Linked DNA regions of Homo sapiens: region 2 is linked to region 1. A link is a loop called in an ENCODE intact Hi-C map of the cell type or tissue named here. Cell type or tissue: endothelial cell of umbilical vein. All regions are shown on one strand. Each heading gives the region's core, and the rest is flanking DNA. Links, peaks and the distances in the headings are about the cores only. Region 1 overlaps DPH6-DT (DPH6 divergent transcript). Region 2 has its middle 40 kb from the start of MIR4510.

Evidence for each region. A loop is a pair of places that touch in the nucleus more often than their neighbours do. Peaks named below come from ENCODE experiments on the same cell type or tissue, not always from the same donor. Only the 100,000 strongest peaks of a DNase experiment are listed, where the experiment ranks them.
Region 2: it touches region 1 in a loop (4-fold over the local background); 1 of 110 quality-filtered maps calls a loop at or near these places.

Annotation. Positions count from the first base shown.
Region 1 is chr15:35,824,956-35,829,362 of GRCh38, forward strand. All of the region lies in intron 2 of DPH6-DT (DPH6 divergent transcript), which reads left to right. Among named protein-coding and RNA genes, the nearest start is that of MIR4510, 100 kb to the right of the region's middle. In endothelial cell of umbilical vein, for the core only: no CTCF peak of the experiment used is centred there; a DNase peak (open chromatin) is centred at 2,356; H3K27ac peaks cover 422 bases.
Region 2 is chr15:35,884,208-35,888,614 of GRCh38, forward strand. No RefSeq gene overlaps it. Among named protein-coding and RNA genes, the nearest start is that of MIR4510, 40 kb to the right of the region's middle. In endothelial cell of umbilical vein, for the core only: no CTCF peak of the experiment used is centred there; a DNase peak (open chromatin) is centred at 2,794.

The DNA.
Region 1 (4,407 bases), core at 111-4,110:
GCCATAAGAGAACATTTGGAAAAAGCAAGGATGTCTAAATGAAGAATAGACTTTAGTTATTAATAATGTATTACTATTCATATTAGTTGTGCCAAAGTTCTATAATAATTTGGGTATGAAGTATATGGAAGCTCTATAACATGCTTGCTTTTTTCTGTAGTTCCAAATTATTCTAAGATAAAGTTTATTAGATGTTTTTAAAAAGTACCCTTTGTGTATGACTGCATACGGGACAGAATAATTTGACCTCAAATCAACGATACAAAATAGCTTACAATAAGCTGCAAGTGTGGGATGTGTAACTGTTGAACTAACATCGCCTAACATGTCCAGGGTGAGGGAGAAGAGGTTTCTGAACAGAAGTGCAGAGTTTATCATGCTGATCAGATAGGTACAGAGGTGGCCCTGGAAACCAGACCTGCCCAAGGAACTTGCAGAAGTGGGAGGATGCATAGCGTGGCAGGTGGAAAATAGTATCCAGAGAGAGGAAGAGGATCAGGGTTGGGGAGACTCAGCAAGAAATAACTTAGAAGTTTTTTAAGTGAGTAGCAGACGACATAGAAGCAATAGAAATGTCAACCTGTGGACCATTTTCCAGGACTACCTGTTTTCATATTTCTGTGCCCTTATAAATGCTGCTCCTTCTACCTGGAACACACTTCTTTTCCCTTTTCATGAACTCTCTTTCTCTCTTTACAATTCAGTTCTGATATTACCTCTTTGGGGAATGGTTCCTAAATCTCCCAGTTGAGCTAGGTGCCCCTCCAATGCCTCTCTATGATCCTCTGAACTTCCTATCTATTAGAGCAACAGCTCTGTTGATCTGAACTATCTGTTCGGGTCTGTTTATCTGTGTGTCTTCTAAACTAATTTGTGAATTCCTTGCTGGCATAGACTCCGCCTTTTTTTGTTTGAAGCTCTGTATGCTCCATGTGTGGTACAATGTGCAGTTACAGTAAACACTCTTTGTGCTTGTAGAATAGAGAGGCCGGAAAAAATGACACAGGGAACCCATCTTGGAGCCATTCAAGCATATGACAGGTTTTCAACAGAGAAGGACCTAGACTCTAATATTTTCTGATTCAGTACAGACACCATGGGCCATGAGGCAATTCTCAATTAACATCTTGCATTATTCAGATCCTAAAGCTTGATCTACACACAATCTGCAAACACACAACCAAAAGCAGATCTTAGGAAACTGTAAGAAACTAGTGACACAAAGATGAAAAATTGTAGGAAAATAAGACTTTAGGAAAACTGTATGGAGATTCCTCAAGGAATTAAAAATAGAACTGCCATTCAATGCAGGACTCCAACTACTTGGTATCTATCTACCCGAAGGAAAAGAAATCATTTTATCAAAAAGACACCCGTACTCATATACTCACATGTTTATCACAGCACTGTTCACAATAGCAAAGTCATGGAATCAGCCTGTGTTCCTCAACAGTGGGTTGGATAAAGAGAATGTGGTGTGTGTGTGTGTGTGTGTGTGTGTGTGTATCTACATACACCACGGAATACTACATGTCCATAAAAAGAATGAAATTATGTCATTAGCAGCTACATGGATACAGCTGGAGGCCATTATCCTAAGTGAAATAACTCAGAAACAGAAAATCAAATACTGCACATTCTTACTTATAAGCGGGAGCCAAACACTGACTATACATGGACATAAAGATGGAGACAACAGACAGTAGGGGAGGGCTACTCCAGAAGTGGGGAGGGCAAGAGGGTGGGAAAACTACCTACTGAGTTCTATGTTCACTATGTGGGTGATGGGCTCTCTAGAAGCTCAAGCCCTAGCATTATGCATTATACCCATGTAACAAACCTGCACATATACCCCTTCCCTTGAATCTATAATTTATAAAAGACTTCAGAAGAAAAGATAAAGAAGTTGGTACTTTGTTTCTTTAGAAGTCTAGAGGAGAGGACAATTTTATAAAAATCTAGGCTAGGCAAGGAATTTCCATCTGCCCTGAAAACAGAAGAGACAATGAACTCAAGCTTGTCTACATGGAAAAATTATCCATCAGTTACAACTGCTTATCTTTAGGATACATTTAGGGAAGTGGTCATACAACTAAATTCACGATAGATTTTTATCTACTGGGGTTAGATCCGTATGCTTAATCCTGTATGAAGTTAAGTCAGGGAGCTAAATGACTGCTGCAAACTGCTTTGTCCAGCCCTAAGATTCAATGATTCCATTGGTGAGAGTCCATTCCTACTTAAAACATCCATCCTGGAGATGTGTGATTCTGAAAGTAAACTTTAAGATAAAGCATTACAGTTTGGATCTTCCCAAATGATCTCCTCTAAGTTGTTCTACACGCTTGAGCCTCTGATGGTCATGAATCACTGCTAATCTCTTAGAAACATATTTCTCCAGATAACATCAGTTCCTCTCAGAATACAAAGAGGAGAGGATTGCATTTCTTTTATGCTTCTGCTGAGAAAAAATGTAGACATTTCCTTGAGACAGAAGAAGTTAAGATCACTTGGGGTTGATACCTGGCTCATAAACAGGCAGTTCTTTGTGTATAAACCCAACTGACCCAAAGCAGCATATGGCTTGTTCCTTGTAGTAATTGTGTGTTAAGACAAAACTTCCCATATTTTTCCTTTACTCACATTTGCTAGTCACCACTAAACTGAACAAAATCTATCTCCTTTGACAGAGTGGTAACTTATTCTTTGATGATAGTTTATAGTAATCTCTGAAAATATGATACATAATAATGCTAATACTATGAGAATATTTATCCTGGGTGTTATTTAACTAGTTATGAAAGCACTTGAAGTTTTACAACAGCCAAATAAATTCTGTTATTATGCCATTTCAAGGACTGTGAAGTCCGTTCTAAGTAACAGCAGAAGGGGAGCCCCCCCTTCGTTTTTCCTGTTTATTTCTGCATTTAGATCTCTTGAAGAAAAAGCAATTCAGACAACCTAAAAACAAAAGGCAAGATGAGCACATTCTCGTTTCCTTTTGACCTTGTAGTTCTGATATGCAAGTAGCAAATTGTCACTTGAAAAATAAACCCTCACAACTACCAACCCCCAACCTTTTATAAGGAAAAAAAAAAAAAGCCCGAGGCAAACATACTCAACTATTCTAGGAAAAATTTAAAATATGTATGCAGCCATAGGGAATTCCAGTATTTGAGAGGAAATACACAGTTCCAACTGCAAGCTGCTGTTAGGGTTACTGTGCTCTGACCACTTAGGCTGAAAATGAAAGAGGCATTAATTAAGTAATAACGATCAAGGTATGGGGCATTTCCTGGGGATTAATGACCAGCTGGGGGAGTTGATAGCCCACAGTGCAGCCAAGGGCCATTAACCCCAGCTGGTCATCAATTCCTGGGCCCTGTGTTATAGTCATTATTGCTATCATAAGCCAAAAAATGAAAAGCAAATGGGTCTATGGATTACTTTTATGGATGATGCAGTTTCAATTGGTATCTACAGGGCATTCCTGGAGAATGGATGCTCCATCCCTGAGCCAATCAGGTGCTTCGACATTCCATTCTACTTAGGCTGCTGCCTGGGAGGAATGGAGGGTGAATGAGGTAGGCAGCCAACGGTTGAAGAGTTTCAGGTCTCTGTTGACACTTGAGGGCTATCGAAACCATAAAGATCACATGGAGGAAGATTTGGGGAAAGAAAAGAGAATGTGCTATATAGTTAGGTGGGTGTGTTTTCCTGTGGATGCCCCAGTTTAGTGCCTTTTACTGTGAAGTGGAGAAAAATCACTGGATGGTAATGAGCCTCCTAGAAGACAGAAAGTGCCAATTTGCAGGAGGAGAGAGGGAGATGAAAGGACAGTGTACTCTATTGAAAAAAAAAACAGACATTAAAAATAAGGAATACTGAGGGACTGTCAGCCTACAGTGATCAGGTTGGACAGTTAGAAATTAATTATATTTAGTTTAAGAAGCTGCTTCTGCAGCCTTGGTCAATTTTAAAAAGCACATTAGAAGATATCTCAAACTGACTTTCCAATTACCATGGATGACAGCAAAGTGCGTAGAAACAAAACTCATTTTAAATGGGTAAATGCATTCAATGCTGACTGACAATACTTTCAAAATTCATAAATTTCGTCCCTGGTCAAGCTACGATGAAGGAGATTCTGAGGAGAGTTGACCTCTGCTAAAGAAGAACAATATTAATGGGAGCCCTCCCCCGTCAAATTAATAATCTCAAATGCAGTGGGACAGTGAATATCTATGCACACGTTGGAGGATGCTGGGAGCAAAGAAATATTAAATTGAAAAATGATTTTGTACCAGAATTTTAATTGTAGAAAAAAATGGATAGAAAACAATATCCAAATCCAGCTTTTCCTAGTACTTCACAGTGACTTAGAGATGAGTTTTCTAACAGAGAGTT
Region 2 (4,407 bases), core at 297-4,296, 59 kb after region 1:
CATAGTTACCATACTCTGCTATGGAACATTAGAACTTATAACTTTTATTTAACTGTATGTTTGTACCCATTGGCCAACCTCTCTTCATCTCTCCTTCAACCCACACACCTTTCGCAGCCTCTGGTAACTTATCACTTCACTCTCTACCTCCATGAGATCAACTTTTTTTTAGCTCTCATACAAGTGACAACTAATGCATTTCCAAACTGGCAGCCTGGCTGGAGAGAAGGTATTCTTTGAGCTTGAGCTGAGATGACATATTTGAACATATGTACTCCTCTCTATTTCTCAAGCATCTGTATCAAAGATTTTGCCATGATTTAAATCTGATTCAGGTGGTGAAGCATCTGGAAATCATGATGGCATTTACCGAACATCATAAATTGTTGACATATAAAGCTTAAAATTATGTAATGTACCATTTTGTGCTAAATCAGATGCCATCTTATGCTAGATTCTCCCATAGACGAAGAGTGGCAGATGCCAAATGTACAAGAAAAAACCACGAGAGCAATAGTTTAAATAAATATGACTTTTCAAATTAATGAATATGGGAAAATTTGCATTATTCTATCTTGGTTGTGAAACTTCTAAATACATCTATCAGAACCATGGTTTAAATAGCCTAATTGTGTCCGCAACTTAAATTTGACTTTTTAGTTTAAGAGTAACTCTATAGTATTATATTGCATGGGCTGAAAGATGGCAGTACTAATCTGGATAAAATTATTTCCCCCTTTTTAAACTTAAAAGGAAAATTGGTTACAGCCCTGTTACTGCAGTTAGAGAATTAGAAGAATTTGGGTGAGTTTGAATCTTTTGTTTTGCACATTTCTAATCCATCTTGGTATTGTGGGGAAAAAAAGTTATAAGGAGAACATCTGTTGCTACTCATGTCATTTTTCATGCACATCAAGATCCATAATAGGTTAGAAGGGCCTCTCTCTATATCTTTTAAAAATTATAGTCCTTAACCAAAATTCTAAGGAGTTTGCATTACTTATTTCATTAAAATTACCAACAAAACAGTGTTGTTTCCCTCATTTTTTCCTATCTCCATTAATAAAACTCTATTTTCTTCCCTCCCACTCCTCCCAGGTAAGGGCTTAGCCCCCTCTTCCTTACCCATCTCTCAAAAGCCCCTCTGTTTATGCTGTTACATTTTCTACTTTCCAGTTTACCTAGGTTTATATTTTCATACCTACTGCCTCCCTGCACCCCATCCTTCATTATCCAATTCAACCTTAAATTTCTTTTTCTGTCCCTCTGCTATCAAACATGGTAACTGTGAAATTTAATTAAACAAATAAATACTTAATACAAAACCTTTTTCCTTTTCATTCACAACATCCATTGAGCACCTATTATACCAAGGCCAGGCACTGTTCTACATATGGAGGATATGGTGGGGGAACAAGATAGATAGATGAGGTTCCTGAGCTGATGGAATATATATTCCAGTATGTGGTGGGGTGGGGGGCAGGGCTGAAGCAGCTAGATGTTAATAAAAATCAGGTAAATGTGTATATAGGATTGCCAGATTTGGCAAAGAAAAGTAGCACATGCCCCAATTTCAATTTCCGATAAAAAATATTTCTTAATACAAGTATGTCCCATGCAATATTTGGGATTAAATTATAATGTAATAGTGATTAGGATGCTATTTGAAATGGTTTCACAGCTATCCCTTCACCAAAGATATATATGTGCAATTTTTACCCATGTGCATAATCAGTGTATTTCTGGTGTACCATCTCCAACTCCTATACTCCAATCTCAGCTGATAAAGATTTTGCTCATTCTCAAGTTCCACCTTCTTTAAACATTCTGTTGTAACAGTGCCAGCTCACTGTACTCTCATCTTTCATAAATCACCTTTACAGTTATACCCACATTACACAATTGGCATAAAAAAAACATGACCTGGGGTAATCTCTCTATTCTAGAAGTTGGTATTTTAATGGATCCACAGTACTCTACTGCCATGTTCATGAACTTTTCTATGTGCGCATTTCTTATATCTTCAATTTATAAGTGCAGAAATTGAGAATGAAAGGTCTAGAATTAAACAGTCCAGGATTCAGGATCTTGGTTCTGCTACTGACTGGCTATGGGACCTACTCACTATGGGACCTCACACAGGTTACTTGCTGTGCCTCAGTTTCCTCATTTGTAAAAAGAAGAAAATATCTGCCTCAAAAAGTTTGTATAAATATTAAATATGATTACATATGTGAACTACTCATACAAAGTGCATTCATTCTCCTTCTTCTCCTCTTTCTCATTATTATCATCATTACCTGCATACAATTTCTAGAATTTGGCGGCCTATCAGCCAATACGAAACTTCAGTATTAAGTGATCACTGAAATGAACAATGGCTTCTATAGCTTTGCTAAATTTTTATATGTATCTCACTCTCTTTTTGGTCATGATGTGCAGTCGGGAACAATGTACATTGTATTGTTTTAAAAGAGAAAGAACTTATTGATTATATAAACTGGGAAATGAAAAAAAAAGAAACATTTTTTAAAGCAACGCTCTGGAAAAAAAACCCCAAAATTATAATTTGTGAATTAAATGGTATTTGTGCCTATTCTCTCATCCATTTTGGAAAGTAAATTTATAAAAGGCAGAATCAGTTCTTCTGGAAGAGACCATTCTGTTAAATGCATAAGCTTTGGGTCTCTGGTAAAAGTATTTAGTGACAATCATGATGATAGCCCCCAGATGATCTGTTCAAGAAAAATTAGATTATATGGCAGATTTCCAAACCTTCCATTCAGCAGGAAATGACTCATATTATGCTTTTGTAACTGATGTTTTTGGTATTATATTATTTGTTGTAGTTATGTATGTAGCCAAGTTTGTAAATTGAATTCTATCATATATCTCCTAATGTTAGGAGAAATAGAACATTTTGGGTTAAAATGGTGTAGTTTGGTCTTGCCAGAATATAGGGGAATCATAGTATTAAGAAAAAAAGTCATCCTGGCCAAGCACAGTGGCTCACGTCTATAATCCCAGCACTTTTGGAGGCCAAGGCAGGCAGATCACCTGAGGTCAAGAAGTTCAAGACCAGCCTGGCCATCATGGTGAAAACCCATCTCAACTGAACATACAAAAATTAGCCAGGCATGGTGGTGAAAGCCTGTAATTCCAGATACTCAGGAGGCTGAGGCAGGAGAATCACTTGAACCTGGGAGGTGGAGGTTGCAGTGACCTGAGATCATGCCACTACACTCCAGCCTGGGCAATAGAGCAAGACTCCATCTCAAAACAAGAAAAAAAAAGGCCTGTCTGCATGAGAAATTAGTGAAACTGTAAGAAAGCTTATTGCTGTAAATCTATAGTATCCTTACGTTAATATAAGTCTATAGTATACTTTTTTGATATGAGAATAATAAGAGAAATACCTCTAAAATAACTCCCTAAACTATAGCTAGTGTAGTAGAAGCTGAAAACTCCATTAGAATGAAAGTCAACAGTTATTCTAGACATGGTACTCTTTATATAAAAAAAAGTCTTTGGGATAACTAAGAGCAGGTTATAATTAAGAGTTAGAAATGGTTAAAATGGATAGAAAAGGAGATGGGAATAAACTCTTCTCCTACCCAAAAATGACTTTAAAAACTTCCTGCTTTGCCTCAGATTATATGAACACTCTAAATTGCATTTAGAAGCAAAATGTCTTCTAGAGAGGTCTGTGAACAGCATTGCTCCCTTACCCAAAATAAAGGGATTTGAGCTTAAAACGGCCACAAGAATTTTGATTGTTGTTACAGCAAAAAACACAATACAATTTCAACTTCCAATATTCCTATACTCACATTAGGGATTTAATTACTACATGTGACTGAATCCAATCTTTTAATTTCTTTAAACTGAATTATAATTTTGTATTGTCTTCCATATTCAAGATGTCTTATTTACTTTCAATTGATAGTAATTCTTTATAATTTACTTCCTTTTTTATTTTGAATTCTAGATTATAAGGAAATGTAGGGTGAACGTGTGTTTCTCAGCTATATATTACTTAGCATTACATTTATTTATTTATTTATTTATATAGTTTTATTATACTTTAAGTTCTAGGGTACATGTGCACAACGTGCAGGTTTGTTACATATGTATACATGTGCCATTAGCATGACATTTAAATGCATTCTATTTTTAGATAATTTCCCCAATTCTACTTTGTGTAATAAGGATCTATACTGGGCGATATAAACAGAAAGAAAAGGCTTTACTTTTCCCAAATAAATGCCTGGATGCGGTATTTGCTCTCTTAAATGCCTGGATGTGGCATTTGCTCCTCCTTTCCTAGGTGAAATTCTGGCTATTAGAATAATTTGAGGGATAAACAGAGGCCTCAGGAATAATGATAGTCTCTCTAGAAAACAGGTA